Regions from separate parts of the Homo sapiens genome. Here region 1 is linked to region 2. The links are chromatin loops, found by intact Hi-C in ENCODE. Cell type or tissue: CD4-positive, alpha-beta T cell. All regions are shown on one strand. Links, peaks and the distances in the headings refer to the core of each region. The heading gives the core; the rest is flanking DNA. Region 1 overlaps PATJ (PATJ crumbs cell polarity complex component). Region 2 has its middle 31 kb from the start of USP1.

Region 1 (9,721 bases), core at 1,194-9,193, 320 kb after region 2:
ATATTCTATATATATGTTCTATATATTCTATATATATATATTCTACTGTTTATAAGATATCTGATCCTCACCATAACTCAACAAGTCAGGAATATTAAGGTCATTTTGCATATGTGAAAACAGAGAGTTGGAGAAGGTATGTGCCATGGGCAGTGGCTTACTGTGTGCTAAACATCCTATGAAGGTCATCTCTTTGATCATCCTAGTAAGTCTACAAGGTATTATTATCTCTGTAAATAGAGCAGGAAATAGACTGAGAGGTTAAGAAGTCTGCCCCAGCTAGTAAATGGTAGAGAGGGAATATGACTGAGAGCTAAAAGAGAGGAATGGTCAGCATCACCTCTGAGTTTGGCTGAAGACCAATCACAAAACCCAGGGAAGACTTCTTTGGGAAGAGTGGCTTAGAGGAGGTAGAGAAGCTTGATGGGAGCGGAAGGAGGGCAGAAGAGAGCAAATTCAGGGGAGCAGGGCAAAGTCCGAGATGCTGGAGTGCATATGTAGGTTTGGGGAACGATGGTCTGGTCTGGTCCTATGTTGGTGGTATGTGAGACTTTCTACATAAAGTGGGAGCTAGCTGGGTGGCTGGCGCTAGTCAAAGTGTTTCTGTGAACTGCTGAGAGACCAGATGACATAAAATTACAAAGAATTGGCTGGGCGTGGTGGCTTATGCCTGTAATCCCAGCACTTTGGGAGGCTGAGGCAGGCGGATCACCTGAGGTCGGGAGTTCAAGACCAGCCTGACCAACATGGAGAAACCCCGTCTCTACTAAAAATACAAAATTAGCCAGTCATGGTGGTGCATGCCTGTAATCCCAGCTACTCAGGAGGCTGAGGCAGGAGAATCGCTTGAACCCGGGAGGCGGAGGTTGCGGTGAGCCGAGATTGCACCATTTCACTTCAGCCTGGGCAAGGAGAGCGAAACTCCGTCTCAAAAAAAAAAAAAAATTACAAAGAATTATTAAAAATACGATTAGAAGATACAGCGCAGACCAAATTCCTGTATGTATGAAGCCACACAGCAGTTCCTGCTTGCAAAGGCAAGAGGAGAATTCAGGACATAAATTTTCATGAACTCCAGAGAAAAATGTTAACAGTACTTTTATCAAGCAGAAGGAGATAAAATCCTTTCAGGTTCAGGTGAGGTGGTTCACTAGCAGGGTGGGGCTCAAAGCCAGGATTTTCTAGACGGGGCCCAATGGTAGGAAAGGGAAGGACCATGACCAGCAAACATGTAAAAGGCATTAATGATAGGGACAGGAGGCAGAGAAATTCTAGGCAGACATGGGCAGATCCCCAGCAAAACCCCACCTTTGAGCCGAGAAGCCTGAAACCCTTGGTCCAAAGTGATAACTTCTATCCCTGTTTGCCTGCTGTCTCCTGATTGGTTCTTTCTGAATAATGTCTTTTTACCAATCGAATGTTGCTTTTCCCAAAACTACCTACGGCCCGCCCCGCCCCCCATCCTATGCCTACAAAGATCTCAGACTCAGTTGGTAGAGGAGAGAAGCAGCTTGACTGAGGAGAAGCAACTTGACTTTAGAGGGATGGCTGGACTTTGGAGGAGAGACAGCTTAACTTTAGAGAAGAGCCAGCTGGACTTCAGGGAAGACTCTCTGCCTGTGCTGTCCCCTCTCCAGCTCCCCTCTCCACTGACAGCCACTTCCGTTGCTAAATAAAATTCTTCTTCTCCACCATCCTTCAAGTGTCTGTGCAACCTAATTCTTCTCGGACGCCGGACAGGAGCTTGGGACTCACCGAGTGCGGGTACCCAAAAAAGGCTGTCACACTGGCCCTTTGCCCTCCCTGGTGGGGAGCAGCTGCCCCATGCAACAAGGCAAGGGGCCCACTGAGCTGATAACGTACCGCTGTCCACGGACGACGGAGGTTAGCATTGTAACACACTCTCTGGGGCTTCAGGGGTCGCAGGCACCCCTACCTGGTCTGGCCGAGGGGACCCCACAGAGCCTGCTCCTGCCGGCACCCAAAGCAGCCAGCTGGGTCCTGCACTCGCTCTCTCATGAACTCCATCCTACAACAGGCTGAGCGAGGCGCTCCAAGTAAACAGTACCCCTGTTGCAAGTCTGATGAAGGGGTCAAGAGAAAACTCCTGCATCATCAAGACCCTGGTTTCTATCGCCTATGCTGTTCTTGAGTTTCCTAGTGCTTTAGGGAACTAATATTTATTACACAAAAGTAGATTAGGATCTCCCCACCCCCAACAGTACTACCACAAAAATGTTACATTACTGCCCAATGTGGAAAAAAATAGTTTTATAGACCCTGATATGTTTGTTTTATCTGGCATGTACAATTTATTGCTTACTAAATAAAATGGGCAAAAGAAATACCAAAATATTCATTTAAAACATATTCATTAACAAGAGTGATTGTCTCTAGGGAGTCGCCCTGGTTTTAGGTAGTGAAGGGCAGAGCTAGGGCAAAAAGGTAGGAGGGAGATTTATTTTTCACTTTTTTCCTTTTATGGCAACTTAACTTTGTATAAGATGCAGGTATTACATACACACACACACAATTTTCCTTTTGTATCAATTTAACTTTGTATAATATGCAGGTATTAAACACACACACACACATACACACACACACACATGCATTAATTAATCACATCTTGAGTAAATCAAAACCCAGGAAAAGTTTTCATTTTAATGGCGCTACTGAGCAGTGATAAACAAAAGGTATTGAATAATGAAAAATCAATCATCCTGGCCAGGCACAGTGGCTCATGCCTGTAATTGCAGCATTTTGGGAGGCTAAGGTAGGAGGATCGCTTGAGCCTAGGAGTTCAAAACCAGCTTGGGCAACATAGCAAGACCCCATCTCTATTTATTTAAAAAAATAAAAAACAATAAAAAGTCAATCATCCCAGGAAACACTAATATTCTACACCGACTTCTAAAAAAAATTATGAGTAGATATGAAAATGGTCAGTGTAAAATGAACCCTAAATTGTTAGGCCGGAATAATTCATGCATACCTTTTTTTTTTTTTTTTTTTAAACAGAGACAGGGCCTTGCTCTGTTGCTCAGGCTGGAGTATAGTGGCATGATCATAGCTCACTGCAGCCTCAAACACCTGGGCTCAAGTGATCCTCCTTCCTCAGCCTCTTGAGTAGCTGGGAATACAGGTGTGTGCCACCATGCCTTGCTAATTTAAAAAAAATTTTCTTTGTAGAGATGAGGTCTTGCTATGTTGCCCAGGCTGTCTCAAACTCCTGGCCTCAAGCTATCCACCTGCCTCGGTTACCATGCTGGCCTGATGTATACTTTTTATCTACAATTCCATTAAATAATGATGATGAGAATAACAACAGTTCCTACTTACTGAACACTTACTATGTGTGAGGCATCCTCTTAAATACTTCTAAATGCTGCTGTGATACTGTTGGTCTAATAAGTATTTATAAAAATATTCAACATCCTAGATGGAGAAAATCCTGATGAAAGTTTTTTGTTTGTTTTTTTTTTAAGACAAGGTCTTGCTCTCTGTCACCCAGGCTGGCGTGCAGTGGCATGATCACGGTTCACTACAGCCTCGACCTCCTGGGCTCAAGTGAATCTCCCACCTCAGCCTCCTAAGGAGTGGGGCTAGAGTGCAGTAGCACGATCTCAGCTCATTGCAGCCTCTACCTCCTGGGTTCAAGTGATTCTCCTGCCTCAGACTCCTGAGTGGCTGGGACTATAGGTGTGCACCACCATGCCCAGCTAATTTTTGTATTTTTAGTAGAGATAGGGTTTCACCATGTTGGCCAGGCTGGTCTTGATCTCCTCACCTCAAGTAATCTGCCTGCCTCAGCCTCCCAAAGTGCTGGGATTACAGGCGTGAGCCACTGTGCTCAGCCCACCCAGACAATTTTTGTACTTTTTGTAGAGATGGGGTTTCGCCACGTTGCCCAGGCTGGTCTTGAACTCCTGGGCTTAAGCGATCTGCTTGCCTTGGCCTCCCAAAGTGCTGGGATTATAAGTGTGAGCCACCGCGCCCAGCACTGTTGAAAATTAAACACTGAGAAAAACTTGAAAACTAGCTAGACTATGGATGCACATCTATTTATAATCACATTTTCTCCTCATACTATGAAAAAGGCAAGTCTTGCAGAGTTGTGGCGCAGGGCCAAAATTAACCTCAACAACTAGTTCTATGACAGTGGATACATTTTATTTCTAGAAACTTACCAAGGGTGTGTCTTTTCCTCCCACAATGCTGAGACCAAGCCCTGAACGTCCCTTGGATATTTCTATAATCATTTCCTGTCCAGGGACAATGGGACACGTTGCGGGGTCCACTGACAGAGGAGCCTGGAAACCACCTGGAAAAGAATTGAACACAGCATGACTGGCATGTAAGAGCTGCAGCTCAGCCTGCACGTTCCATCACGTGGGGAGTGTGGGGCTTGCATGTGTTTATCACTGCACTCTTTTCCTGCCAAACACCATGAAGCAAAAAGCTGGGTCATTCCTGCCTCTTCAGCCAGGGATGACACTGCTGAGATTAAAACGATAACTCCCACCCCTCAACCCATCAATTTTACTTGAAAGTTTTAAATCTTATTTTATTTATTTATATTTTTGAGACAGAGTCTTACTCTGTCGCCCAGGCTGGAATGCAATGGTACGATCTCAGCTCACTGCAACCTCCACCTCCTGGGTTCAAGCAATTCTCCTGCCTCAGCTTCCCAAGTAGCTGGGATTACAGGCACCCACCACCATGCCTGGCTAATTTTTTTATTTTTAGTAGAGACGAGGTTTTGCCATGCTGGCCAGGCTGGTCTCGGACTCCTGGCCTCAGGTGATCCGCCCGCCTTGGCCTCCCAAAGTGCTAGGACTATAGGTGTGAGCCACTGCACCTGGCTAAAAGTTTTAAAATCTTAAAATACATCATGAAAATCTGTATGGAAAAATTACAATGATTAAATGATTAGGTATATGAAGGCCTATGTTACAATGAGAATAAAGGCTGGTATAACAGGAGATTCTGAGCTATAGGATACTAATTAAGAAACAATGCCTAAATACTTTCAATTAGAGCATATCAGATGAATTAAATTATTAAGATGTATAAAGAATTTAATCAATAAAGTATGAAATACCTGAAAATAACAATTACCTAAAATTTATCCCCAAATATATTACATATATAGTAAAGCAAAATATATTATAAACACAAGACTCAAAAATTACTTGCGGGGTTCATAGAGGAAAAGTTTATTTAAAAGTTATTGCTTTTTTACAAAGGTTTATTTTTAAAAACAATTGTTTTAGGTTGGGTTTTTCCAAAGAGTGAGGGAAAAAATGTTTATAGGCTAAGAAAAAATGTTTACTAACACCTGTTTATCCAGCATAAAATCTACACACATGCATTTTCCAGATAACCTATTAAAAACTCAAAACATTCAGCCGGGCACGGTGGTTCACGCCTGTAATCCCAGCACTTTGTGAGGCTGATCACCTGAGGTGGGAGGATCACCTGAGGTCAGGAGTTCGAGACCAGCCTGGTCAACATAGTGAAACCTCGTCTCTACTAAAAATATAAAAAATAGCTGGGCGTGGTTCATGCCTGTAATCCCAGCTACTCAGGAGACTAAGGCAGGAGAATCGCTTGAGCCCGAGGCAGAGGTTGCAGTGAGCTGAGATCGCGCCATTGCACTCTAGCCTGGCCAAGAAGAGTGAAACTCCGTCTCAAAATGGCAACAACAACAACGAAACCTCAAAACATTCAAAATGTTGAATAGTTTCAAGAGATGCTCATATAAAATGTTGAATAGCTTCAAGAGATGCTCATACAAATCATAGTCTCCAGAGAATGTCATATTTTCTGATAACTGAGTTTGATCACCATGAGTATTGTTTCTTACATTATGATATAATTCAGGAAAGGGCTGATGAGAGAGGGCTCCATCTGCTGGTCAGCTGCAGCTAATGCACAGAGCTGAGATGAGATCCCAGTGCTCATTAAACCTATGTAAAAGCAGGGGTCAGCGGACTATAGCTCGCGGATCAAGAATGGCTTTTCACTTTCAAAAGCTTGAAAAAAAATCAAAAGAAAAATAATGTCTCAAAGCATGTGAAAATGATATGAGTCTAAATCTCAGTGTCTATAAATAAAGTCGTATTGGAACACAAACCCACTAATTCATTTATGCCTAGCCTATGGCTGCTAGCATACTACAATGGCAGGGGTGAGTAACTGCAATAGCGGTTGTGTGGCCCATAAGCCTAAAATATTTACAATCTACTTCTTTATAGAAAAAGCTTGTCAATCTCTGGTATAAAACAAAAAGAAACAGGCTCTAGGTAAGCCTGTGGGGGTTCTGCTCTAACTAAGTGATAATCATGGTCTTTGAGATGAAAAGGCACAGGTTTTGGAGTGGCACAGAGCCACAGTTGAGTTCCTAAGCAGGAATTTAACAGGAGGGTGAAAGTGGAGCTCACTTCTCATCAGAAAAATGCATGTAACCACTATTAAAGAGGCTGTTAGAGAAACTAAATGAACAGTGTGTGTGAGGTGCCCGGCCCAGAGTCTGGCACATTGTGGGTATTCACATATCTTGTTCCCATCCATATGGAATTTATTAATCTAAAGGCCTCCTGGTTAACAGCAAGAAATTCAGTGATACAACCATAAAAAGTGCCATATTTAGAAGTAGCCTATGGCCAGCCTATGGTGGCTAGCACACTACAATGGCAGGGGTGAGAAACTACAACAGAGGCTGTGTGGACCACAGCCTAAAATATTTACTATCGACTTCTTTATAGAAAAATCTTGCCAATAAGACAAAAAGAAAGGCTCTAGGTAAGATACAGGCAAGGCAGAATATTAAATTGTAAACCAAATTTGTCTTTAAATCTTTTTGCAGCATATGTATTTTATACCACATTTCCCATTAATTTACAATAAAAATGACGTACGATAGTGGCACACTTTCATGGGTGCTTTAAAAAGTTTCTATTGCTTTTAGGTCGGGTGCGGTGGCTCACGCCTGTAACCTCAGCACTTTGGGAGGCTGAGGTGGGCGGATCACCTGAGTTCAGGAGTTTGATACCAGCCTGACCAACATGGTGAAACCCTGTCTCTACTAAAAATACAAAATTAGCCAGGCATGGTGGCACATGCCTGTAATCCCAACTACTAGGAAGGCTAAGGCAGGAGAATCACTTGAACCCAGGAGGCAGAGGTTGCAGTGAGCCGAGATCACACCATTGCACTCCAGCCTGGGCAACAAGAGCAAAACTCCATCTCAAATAAATAAATAGATAAGTAAATAAAAAGTTTATACTGCCTTTGTAAATGACTAGCGTAGTCTCCTGAGTGAGAAGAGAGAAAAAAACCTGGTGAGACATCCTGGAGATGGCATTTCTTTTCCCTCCTCCACGTTTGCCTCACCCTAGCCAGTCCTGAGTCAATCTTTTTATTTACTTCTCTCATGGAATCCAGCCCCAAACCCAGCTCATACCAAGTCCTCAATAAATGCTTGGTAAGTAGATGAGTAAATGAATAAAATTTCTATAGATTCAACTGTAGGATGATGAACTTCATTTATTTATTTATTTGTTTATTTATTATTTAACCATGAGAATGAAAACCAGGAAGGATGCTGAATTTCTGTCATCTAAGTATAAATATGTGATATATATTACCAAAACTCAACTTGTCTACCTCCATAGTCAGCATGCATTGTTGGTAAAGTGCCAAGTATACATATTTTAATAGGGCATTACAGGCCAGACTGTCTCTGTTGTGACTACTTAACTCCATCATTATAGTGTGAAAAAAGCCACTGACAATACAGAAACAAATGAGTGTCTATAAACCTGTATTTGTGGACACTGAAATATGAATTTCATAGAATATTTTAATAAAATTTTCTTAGGTGTTTTTTCAACCTTTAAAAAGTGAACACCTTTTTTAGCTTGTAGACCATACACAACTAGCTGGTAGGCCAGATTTGACCCATGCGCCATAGTTTTCTGACCACATGCATCAAATGTTTTAGTACATCTACAATGCTTTAAAATAGTACCTGCTTGATGAACTTTATGAAGTTAATATTTATGAAAAAATATATAAAAGGCAAATACCACAAAGATTTCAGAACTGCTAAATTAATGCAGGGTTATGCTTTGCCATTGGTGAGTACTGTCTTTTAAAGAGTTTTATTTTTTACTGATGTATACTGCACAAAAGCAAAGTAGGGCTGGGCACAGTGGCTCACGTCTGTAATCCCAGCACTTTTGGAGGCCGAGGCAGGCAGATCACTTGAGGTCAAGAGTTTGAGACCAGCCTGGCCAACATGGTGAAACCCCATCTCTACTAAAAATGTAAAAATTAGCCGGGCATGGTGGTGAGCACCTGTAATCCCAGCTACTCAGGAGGCCGAGGCAGGAGAATCACTTGAACCCAGGAGGCAGAGGTTGCAGTGAGCTGAGATCAGCCCCCTGCCCTCCAGCCTGGGTGACAGAATGAGACTCTGTCTCAAAAAAAAAGAAAAAAAAGCAAGTAGAAATACCTATTATTCTTTATAAAGTTCTATTTTCAACCCCCAGTCAGCATAATTCAAGCCAGGAATTTAAAGACAGAATGTGCATGCCAATTTCTTTAAGCATTGAAAATCAACATTCTTCAAACAGCTTAAAGCAACATTTGCAGGGCTAAAAATTGGGTTTGATAGGATTTTTAAAGAGATATTACTCAAGACCTAAATATAATCTTTTGTAGAGATTAGAGAAGAATAATACAGAAGCCTCAGATTCAAATAACATTTACTGAGGTCCTTTTCTTTTCCTTTTTTTTTTTTTTGAGACAGAGTCTCACTCTGTCACCCAGGCTGGAGTGCAGTGGTGCAATCTCAGCTTACTGCAACTTCTGCCTCCTGGGTTCAGGCGATTCTCCTGCCTCAGCCTCCCGAGTAGCTGGGATTACAGGCATGCGCCACCATGCCTGGCTAATTTTTCGTATTTTTAGTAGAGACAGGGTTTCACCATGTTGGCCAGGCTGGTCTTGAACTCCTGACCTACTGAGGTCCTGTTCTGTTCTAGTGCTCTTATATTCAAAAAGCAACAGGCAATGGCGATGGCAGAGAGGAGGAAAAATGATGTAGGAAATGAAGTGACCTATCCAAGCCCCAAAGCTAAGGAAGCGGAGGAAGTATCCAGAGTCAGACTTCTGCCTCCTGGTCCAGTTCTCGTTTTAGGACATTATGATCCCTTGCCTTCTCTAAGGCTTAATGAGCCAGATCTGCTGAGAGAAAGAATCATACCATAGCCTGTGAAGTCTGCATCTGTTGAATGGTATGATGAAGCTGGTGCTAATGGTATCTCTTGTGAACTGAAGGAGACTTTTGTTGGATATTTTTGCTGTTTCATCTGGCTGACAGCCTACAAAAGAAAGGAAAATTAGATGAATATCAAAAAGGAGAAAGGTAACAAGAAAATACTTTAAAACTGGTGTATTGTTACCAAAACAATGGTGCAGTCCAATGATGTCTTTTGAGAATATAAGGTTGGAGGGTGGCAAGAAGTTAGGATGATTTATGCCTCGTTCCTCATTCTTCCCTATTTAACTTTACAACTAAAATGCTTTGATGAAGGGCAGATCAAGGAAGGGAGGAAAGATAAAAGCTGAAGATACTCTGTCAGTGTGATCTGTACATGAAGCTGGGGGTGGGAGGCAAAACAAAAATTATCTTGCAATTTCTACTCATTCTGAT
Region 2 (9,721 bases), core at 580-8,579:
ATTATGGTTAAGGAACTTGAGATGGGAAGATTATTCTGAATTCTCTGGTGTACCCAATATAATCAAATCAGCCTACAAAAACGGAGGATTTTTTTCTAGCTATACCAAGAGAAGGTGATGTGACTGGAGAATAAGAGTCAGACAGGTGTAAAGTTGCTGTCTTTGAAAATGGAGAAAGGGGGCTGTGAGCCAGGAAATGTGGTCAGCCTCTACCGACAAGATGGGTTCTCCCTTAGACCCTCCATAGAGGAATGCAGCCCTGCTGGTTGCTATGTTGCCTGGCCTGGTTTCAAACTCCCTGGCTCCAGTGATCCTCCCACCTCAGCCTCCTGAGTAGCTAGGATGACAGGTGTGCACCACTGTGCCCCTTGCTTACACTTTCATCTTAGCCTATTGAGGTTCACATTGGACTTCTGACCCGTGGAACTGTAAGGTAATAAATGTGTGTTGTTTTAAGTCACTATATTTTTGGCATTTTTTTATAGCAGCCATAGAAAAAAAAATCCCATATTTTTCCCAAGGAGGATTTCTTCAATTTCTCACTTATGCCTTGAGGCACTCCAGACCTGGTCCATTTTAAATAGTGATTTATGATGTGTGTGTATCACGGCGAGGTATATTGCAGTTTTTAAGACACTCATGTAGATTCAGGCCCAAAACCTGTGTGAGAGTTGGTCAATCACTAAAATTCTCAGGGAACTTTTAAAACTTTCTCTTCAAGCCAAGGGCAAAACAAACCATTTTCCCTGTTCTCTACATTTGTGGGGAAGATTATTTTCCCCAGGTTCCCAGGAACAGTATTTTCCTGTTCCTGAGTCCTAGCTTTACCTGTGGTGGTCTCTGCTGGCTCTCTGCCCTGGGTGGGCCCAAGGCTTTATTCCCAGGTTCCTCTGTGCAGTGATGCACCTGCCATTGGTCCATGTATGCTTCTAGGTTATCTGATGGTGTCACCATCAACTTCTTGGGTTAATTTCCTCATTCATACTCCCCTCCCTGCTTTTATGTTCCCATTTCATCCCGGACTTCTTCAGGTTTCCCTTTCCTTCTAATCATCTAAGAGTCAGACAGAGCCTGTGTGTGTGTGTGTGTGTGTGTGTGTGTGTGTGTGTGTGTGTGTTAGTATTTTGTTGAGTATTTTTAGATGATATACAGCAGAAGAATTTAAGGATCTCTAGTCTTTCATAGCAACAAAATGGACATCACAAAAAACTTTTGAATCTGTCCCTTTCTCTCTGTGGCCTTAGTTTGTCTCCACTCTCTACTTTCACACCTTCCTGTCAAGTTCCTCCTATTTAGTCTCTTTCTCACTCTGATCCATCCTTTCCATTGCCAGGAGGGCTGTCTTTCTAAGACATCCATCTATGTATAGTTAATGTCCTATCTCCCGTGTTCGGCATGCAAACCCCTCCATGGTGTAAGTTTGCCCCTATTTCTCCAATCTAGTCACTTCCCTCTTCCCACCCTATACTCCAAATATACTGAGTTATTTGCGTTTTCCCCAGTGAGCTATGTTGTTCAACAAATCTGTTTTTTTTTTCCATATTGATTCCTTTACTCAGAGTACTCTTTTTTTCTCACCCCCATCTCCTTTTGTTAACCTTGAAAACTCCTTAACTTAAATTCCTAGTTTTGTTGTTGTTGTTGTTGTTGTTGAATTTGAGACAGGGTTTGGCTTTGTTGCCCAGGCTGGAGTGTAGTGGTGCAATCACGGCTCACAGAAGCCTCAACTTCCGGGGCTCAAGGGATCCTCCCACCTCCGCCTCCTGAGTAACTGAGACCACAGGCGTGCACTACCACACCTGGCTATTTTTTTGTACTTTTAGTAGAGACAGGGTTTCACCATGATGGCCAGGTTGGTCTTGAACTCCTAAGCTCATGCAATCCACCTGCCTTGGCCTCCCAAAGTGCTGGGATTACAGGCGTGAGACACTGCGCCTAGCTGATCATCTTCTTGATGAGCCTTCTTTGTCCGTCCTTTCCCTCCTCTGCGCACAATTCAGCCAGCTTTGACTGGCCACTGTGTTCCAGCCCCAGTGCTGGTCCAGGAGTTACAAAATTAATAGGATCAAATTTCACCCTTTAGGAACTCATATTTCTGTAGGACTCACCAAGTAATGAGGTTAATCAAGTCATCTTTATGTTACCATTTCACATAGGACTTACTCCTGTTATAGTACTTTATACCAAGTGTTGACTCCTTTGTGTACGTATCTGAGTCTCTTGATGTTTATATTTCCATTCCTAATTAACATATTTTATTCTGATTTTATACAAAGGGATGGGGAGGAATAAATAATTTGTTTATATATCTACCTCCTCTGTTAGGCTGTGGCTTCTTTTAGAAAGTGAATCCTGCATTATTTGTCTTTGTGAATATAGTAGGTACTTAATAAATAAATGGACAAATGAATAAATTCTTACCTGTTCTGACATTCTGTAGTTCAAAAGTTGCCTCTGTAGAAAAGCCCACAGCAAACTTTTCTGATTTTTCTTCACAGAGACTTCCATTATACCACTTAGCCTTTTGTTATATTTTTATATTGTTTGCTCTACATTGAGATAATTTTTTAAAACCCTAGATTTCTAGTATCTAGGGCCTGGCTGGAGTGCAATGGCGTGATCTTAGCTCACTGCATCCTCTGCCTCCAGGGTTCAAGTGATTCTCCTGCCTCAGCCTCCGGAGCAGCTGGGATTACAGGCATGTGCAACTATGCACAGCTAATTTTTATATTTTTAGTAGAGATGGGGTTTGCCATGTTGGCCAGGCTGGTCTTGAACTCCTGACCTCAGGTGATCTGCCCACCTCGGCTTCCCAAAGTGCTGGGATTACAAGTGTAAGCCACTGTACCCAGCCAGGTTGAAGTTTTCAAATGCAAGCCCACCAAGTAGGTCTTAGAAATGTCCACTATTTAAAACATTCAACATTACATATAAAACAACTTAAATTGTAAAACTTAAAACTTCTTAAGTAGTTAAAAGACAGAATTTTGTAGTTAAAAGAGAGAACATGCACAAATAATTGACCAGTTTACTAATTAACTAAAGGTTAAAGAGAAAAAAATTAAAGGGAACTTGGCCGGCACGGTGGCTCACTCCTATAATTCCAGCACTTTGTGAGGCCAAGGCGGGCAGATCACCTGAGGTCAGGAGTTCGAGATCATCCTGGCCAACGTGGCGAAACCCTGTTTCTATTAAAAATACAAAAAATTACTCAGGCCTGGTGGCAGGCGCCTGTAATCCCAGCTACTGGGGAGGCTGAGGCACGAGAATCGCTTGAACCTGGGAGGCAGAGGTTGCAGTGAGCCGAGATCGCACCACTGCACTCTAGCTTGGGGGATGGAGCGAGACTGTCTCAAAAAAAAAATTAAAGGGAACCTTTAAAGTTTTAACCTTTTAACTAGTTAACTGAAAGTAAGTATCACCTACGATTTATCCAACTGAAGTATCTCTGGAACATGTGCTTTAATACTTTGAACCAATTCAAGATATGAGGACTATCTGAGATGTGCTTTTAAGTTTCTTAACAGTAGGTGGCGCTCACATCATAGTGTTGGTTGGTCTTTAAATTTGCTGGTTTTCCAAAAGATAGTGGCCTGGGGAGGCCAAAAGATGGTTCTCCACATTCATTATGTATGTGGAGGTCAGAATGTGTAATTGTTATAAGGACAAAAAACAGAATTGTATTAAACAATAAGTATTGCTAGTAATTTATCCAGACTCTGTTAGCTAGTACTCTAGGCAGTTGGGCACGTTTCTTTGCTTGTGTGGTTTAATCAATATACTGGTTAAAGAAAAGCAGGAGGGAAGAGTGACAATTTAGCAGGATGTTGAAAAGTGAGCAGTATGGGCTTTGGAATTAGATAGACCTACAGTTATATAAAACAAGGGATACCAAGCCCCTCGTTAATATTTACTCTTCAGCGTGGTTTTCACCTCCATTACTCTATTAAAAACAGTTTCCCCACCACCACACCTGGCTAATTTTTGTATTTTTAGTAGAGACAGGGTTTCACCATGTTGGCCAGGCTGATCTCGAACTCCTGACCTCAGGCGATCCACCCGCCTCGGCCTCTCAAAGTGCTGGGATTACAGGTTTGAGCCACTGCGCCTGGCCTTAGCTAGTCTTCTTGCATCTGATAGCAATACCCCACAGATCAGGAGGAGATTCCAGACGTAGATCAGATTTCAGAATCAGTAGGGATTCTCAGTAGAGGAACAACGTAGCAGAAAATCTCAATCACAGCCAATGCTCAGTTAATTCCAGCTTCTACCCATCCTGCTCCATGTTGGTCCCCAAGGTAGCATCCGGGCTCTGATAGACTCATGTGGCATGAAGGGAAGGAGGAGGTTTCTGGTTTGTTGTCATCCTTGGCCAGCATCAGCTGCTGTCAGTCTTGTGTTGCATCCTTGTTTATTGGCCTCTATCTCCACTGCATTTGGTGAGGTAATGACAACTAATTAAGTCTCTCTTCTATGTTCTTGACTTAATTTACTCATTTAGTTCACACAACTATCCTATCAGGTAAGAACTATTGTTACATTCATTTTACAGGTGAGAAAACCTAGGTGCAGAGAGGTTAGGTAAATTGCCCCAGGCCATACAGCTAGACAGCGGCAAATACACTGGCTCCAGACCTGTCTCTTAACCATAGGCTGCATTACCTCTTTCTATCTGGTGTTCCCAAGGGCCCTACTTGGCCAGGAAGGTTGTTTTTTTGTTTTTGTTTTTTTCCTAATATGGTACTAAATTTGATTTGTGACTTAAAAAAAATTTCGACTTTTATTTTAGATATAGCAGGTACAGATGCAGGCTTGTGACTTGGGGATATTGCACCCAGGTAGTCAGCACAGTACCCAATAGGTGGTTTTTCAACCCATGCCCCTCTCCCTCCTTCCCTACTTGAGCAGTCCGCAGTGTCTGTTCCCATGTTTATGTCCATGTGTGCTCAATGTTTAGCCCCCACTTATGAGGACATGTGGCATTTGGTTTTCTGATTTGTTAACTTTTTTAAAAAAGGTTTGCATCTACATTCATAAGAGAGCATGGCTTACAATTGTATTTTCTTGTACTCTTCTTATTTTGGGGAGTATCAACATTATACTAGTCTCATAAAGTGAGTTGGACAGCTTTCCCTCTTTTTCTATTCTATGAAAAACATCTATAAGGGCTTATTTCTTCTATGAAGGTGTAACAGAGCTTGCATATAAAACTGGGCAGCCGGGAGTGGTGGCTCACGCCTGTAATCCCAGCACTTTGGGAGGCCGAGGCCTGTGCATCATGAGGTCAGGAGTTCAAGACCAGCCTGGCCAACATGGTGAAACCCTGTCAGTACTAAAAATACAAAAATTAGCCGGGCGTGGTGGCGGGTGCCTGTAATCCCAGCTACTCAGGAGGCTGAGGCAGGAAAATTGCTTGAACCCAGGAAGCGGAGGTTGCAGTGAGCCGAGACTACACCAATGCACTCCAGCCTGGGTGACAGAGCAAGACTCCATCTCAAAAACAACAACAACAAAAAAAAAAACAAAAAAAAAACTGTCTGGGCTGGTGGCTTTTTGAGCATGGTAAGACTTTTACTTAACTAGCTTCCATCAAGCAGCCATTCTGCACTAGACAGAATGAGGCTGCCGCCTCCTGCAGGGAGCACTGACTGGGATCTTGTTCCTACTGTCAAAGGTGCAGAGTGTCAAGTGGTGGAGGCGATGGCAGTGATGTTTCTGCTAGGACAATCTCATGATGTGAGTAGGCATTTTTCCTAGATGTGTGGGTCCTGATATACAAACCTGGCTGTCAGCCCTACCTGGAGAACTGGGGAGTTACCTAATATCTTATTAGCTCTTCTCTGCTTAAATTAGCTTGAGTAGATTCATTTTTCAGCAACTAAGAATAAACTTTAGGACATAATACATGGTAATTTTTGTATATGTACACTCTTTCTTATTTAATACTATTTTTGTCCACTTAAACTATCATTTCTTATAGTCTACTAACATATAACAAGCTATATTAATAAGTCCATTTAAATTTATGATTTTTTGATCAATCCTTTTATCATCAGATACTGTCCTACTTTCTATTTATTACTTTTAGCCCTAAATTCTATTTTATTTGGTACAATTTTGTTACAGTGGCTTCTTTTCTATTACTATTCCTATTAGTTAGAATTGGGTTCATCTGCAAAGAACTGAGACTCAGAATAACAGGAACCCAAGGGAGAGAGGAGCTTTTTCTCTCAGGTGGAAGTCCTGTGAGAGGCAGCCCAGGGTGAATAGAATGGCTCTGTTTCAGAGCCCTTGGGGACCTAGGTATTTCAGCCTCACTACTCAGTCATCCGTAGTGCATGCTCCTCATCCTCATGATCCTCCGCTGAACTAGAAGCCTTCTCAGCATAATTCAAGAAGGAGCCTGCACACAGGCAGTAAGGTCAGCCCTCTGCAGGATACTTTTCTGTGGATTCAAGATAGTGTCTGTGCTCTTTATTTTTTTAATTTTAATTTTAATTTTAATTTTGTAGAGATGGGGGTCTCACAATGTTGCCCAAGCTGGTCTTGAATTCCTGGGCTCATGTAATCCTCCTGCCTTGGCCTCCCAAAGTGCTGGGATGGCACAGGCGTGAGCCACCGTGCTGGGCCTCTGTGCTCTTTATGATCTCAATGTCAAACATCCCACTTGCCACTTGCCACTCACAGTCTCTTTTCAGCTTTCTCTCTCTAGTATCCCAGCTCAATCATCTTTCAACTCCACTGGGGCCTTCCATCCATTTCTGACATCAGTTCTTCCTTCTCTACTCTTCCCAAGCATACAGTTGTGCCATTTTTCCTTCCATCTTATATCTTATTTGGTCCCAGCACCCCCACACCACCTCCCTCTGCCTGCCAATTATGGTCTCATTTCTTTTCTTTTCTTTTCTTTTCTTTTCTTTTCTTTTTGAAACAGTCTCACTCTGTTGTGCAGTGGCGTAATCTCAGCTCACTGCAACCTCTGCCTCCCGGGTTCAAGTGATTCTCCTGCCTCAGCCTTCCCAGTAGCTGGGATTACAGGTGTGTGCCACCATGCCCAGCTAATTTTTGTATTTTTAGTAGAGACGGGGTTTCACCATGTTGGCCAGGCTGGTCTGGAACTCCTGACCTTGTGATCCACCGGCCTTGGCCTCCCAAAGTGCTGGGATTACAGGCGTGAGCCACCGCACCCAGTCTGGTCTCATTTCTTTAATCATTCTTGAAAAAGCTGTGAGTTCTCACTGTCTCCAATTCTCTGTCCTCCAATCCTTCCCTAAGCTTACTCTAATCAGGCTTTTGCCCAGGTCACCACAGAAACCTCCTCAATTTTGCCAAATCCAGGAGCGGATTCACAGTCCTCATCTGCTGGGAGATCAGGTTCCCTTAGGGCCAGAAGAGGGGGAGCTGTGTCCTGATGAGACCAGCCGTCCGCTGATGAGAAGGGATGGCTAGACCTTTCCATGCCTGCCAGCATTCATCTCATCAGGGTGGTTTGCTTTCACTGACATCCAGTATTACCAATTCATTATTTTAGAAGTTACATGGTGGGCCTGTGTTTTTGACTGCCCACAGGACTCCATGTAGAGAAATTGTCATTGGTGAACTCGTATGTCATTCTTCCTTCAGGAAACATGCTCACCAAAGTGATGACTTTAGCTGCAAGCACACCAGGGAAGTCCAGCCTCCTCTGAGGCTCCCACTCCAGCCCATGTGATGGAATCAAGGCTAAGCTGGGAGGCAGAGAGAGGGGCAGATGGAACAGAAAGACTAACCTCACTAACTGGTCTCACAGACAGTACCCAAATTTAAGAGAGCTTGACATTTTCGGATCCATGTATTTGGAATTTGAAACAGTCTTGGAATGAGAATTATGAGCTTCTTTTTGCAAATTTTATTGTTTTTTTTTTTTGAGACGGAGTTTTGCTCAGCCATCCAGGCTGGAGTCCAGTGGCACGATCTCAGCCCACTGCAACCACTATCTCCTGGGTTCAAGCGATTCTCTGGTCTCAGCCTCCCAAGTAGCTGGGATTACAGGCACCCGCCATCATGCCCAGCTAATTTTTGTATTTTAGTAGAGACAGGGTTTCACTATGTTGCCCAGGCTGGTCTTGAACTCCTGACCTCAGGTGATCCGCCCGCCTTGGCCTCCCAAAGTGCTAGGATTACAGGTGTGAGCCACCGCGCATGGCCAGGTTTTATTCTTAACAAGCATTCATCAAGTAAAACAAGTCAGGCACGGTGGTGGTTCATTCCTGTAATCTCAGCTCTTTGGGAGGCAGAGGAAGGAGGATCGCTTGAGGCTGGGAATTCGAGACCAGCTTGGGCAACATAGTAGGACCCCATTTCTATAAGCAATTTAAAAATTAGCAGGATGTGCAGTCCATGCAACTCAGAGTTGAGGCAGGAGGATTGCTTGAGGCCAGAAGTTAGAGCCTGAAGTGAGCTATGATTGCGCCACTGCACTCCATTCTGAGCAACAGAGTGAGACCCCATCTCTAAAAAAAAATTCAAGTAGAACAATAGTTGTCCAGCCCCACCTGGCTCCCAGTCTCTCACGCCCTCCTCTCCCCACAGCTGGGACCACTTAAGACCCACTTTTTTTTTTTGAGACAGAGTCTTGCTCTGTCGCCCAGGCTGGAGTACAGTGGTGCGACCTCAGCTCACTGCAAGCTCCGCCTCCCAGGTTCACGCCATTCTCCTGCCTCAGCCTCCCGAGTAGCTGGGACTACAGGCGCTCGCCACTGCACCTGGCTAATTTTTTTTGTATTTTTAGTATAGACAGGTTTTCACCTTGTTAGCCAGGATGGTCTGGATCTCCTGACCTCGTGATCCACCCGCCTCAGCCTCCCAAAGTGCTGGGATTACAGGCTTGAGCCACCGCGCCTGGCCTTTTTTTATTTTTATTTTTTTAAATCTCAGACACAACACAAACTCAGTCACTCCTGGCCTCAGGTCAGAGGGCTCTAAGGAGCTTTCACCCAAAACTGGTTGCCTGAGGATATAGCCTTTAGAGTCCTAGGCCTGATTTGCGTGACCCTTTGTTGGTTGAGTGCTACACTGTGGTGGGCTCACTGTTATGGGCTGAGATACAGAGAGAAACGAGACATATTTTCTTATCCTCCCCTCCTCCAAATACAGCTCAATGAAATATACGAACTAACACATACAATAACTGCACAGAATCTGTTATTTGCCAAAGAGAAGGGCCTATGTGTGGACCTTGAAACCTCCCCTTTCCCCCCAAAAATGCACACCTCTGACTCCGGCCTATTCCACCTCTCTTCTTAAAATTTTTTTAAATTTTTGTGGGTACATAGTAGGAGTATGTATTTATGGGGTACATGAGATGTTTTGATATAGGCAGGCAATGTATAATAATCACATCATAAACTTCCCACCCACCTTGTGTCTGCTGTCAGAGTGGTACCCAGGGCTGGGCTTTTTGCTAAGGAATGGCATCAAAATGGGCCCTCTGGGGCTTCAGCCAAACTCAGCTGGAGCTTCCAGTTTCTGTTCTATTCATTTTCCGTCAGGAAAAATACCAAAACATTCTAACAAGTGTTTCCATAGATGACAGCTACATCCCTTTAAAGAAAGCAAACTCCATGTTGCAAAGGGTAAGTAATATGGTTGAGCAAGGGTTGGTTGACTATGACCTGCAGGCCAAATTCACCTGCTGCCTCTTTTTCCAAAAATAAAGTTTTATTGGAACACAGCCATGCCC

The links. Peaks named below come from ENCODE experiments on the same cell type or tissue, not always from the same donor. Only the 100,000 strongest peaks of a DNase experiment are listed, where the experiment ranks them.
Region 1: it touches region 2 in a loop (19-fold over the local background); 20 of 110 quality-filtered maps call a loop at or near these places.

The regions. Positions count from the first base shown.
Region 1 is chr1:62,079,118-62,088,838 of GRCh38, reverse strand. It overlaps PATJ (PATJ crumbs cell polarity complex component), which reads right to left. Exons shown (of 44, transcript NM_001350145.3): 32 at 9,272-9,389; 33 at 4,191-4,324. Among named protein-coding and RNA genes, the nearest start is that of MIR3116-2, 5.1 kb to the right of the region's middle. In CD4-positive, alpha-beta T cell, for the core only: CTCF peaks have their summits at 5,714 and 5,915 (motif pointing left); a DNase peak (open chromatin) is centred at 5,918.
Region 2 is chr1:62,401,410-62,411,130 of GRCh38, reverse strand. No RefSeq gene overlaps it. Among named protein-coding and RNA genes, the nearest start is that of USP1, 31 kb to the left of the region's middle. RefSeq lists an enhancer at 9,509-9,721. In CD4-positive, alpha-beta T cell, for the core only: a CTCF peak has its summit at 3,581; a DNase peak (open chromatin) is centred at 3,530.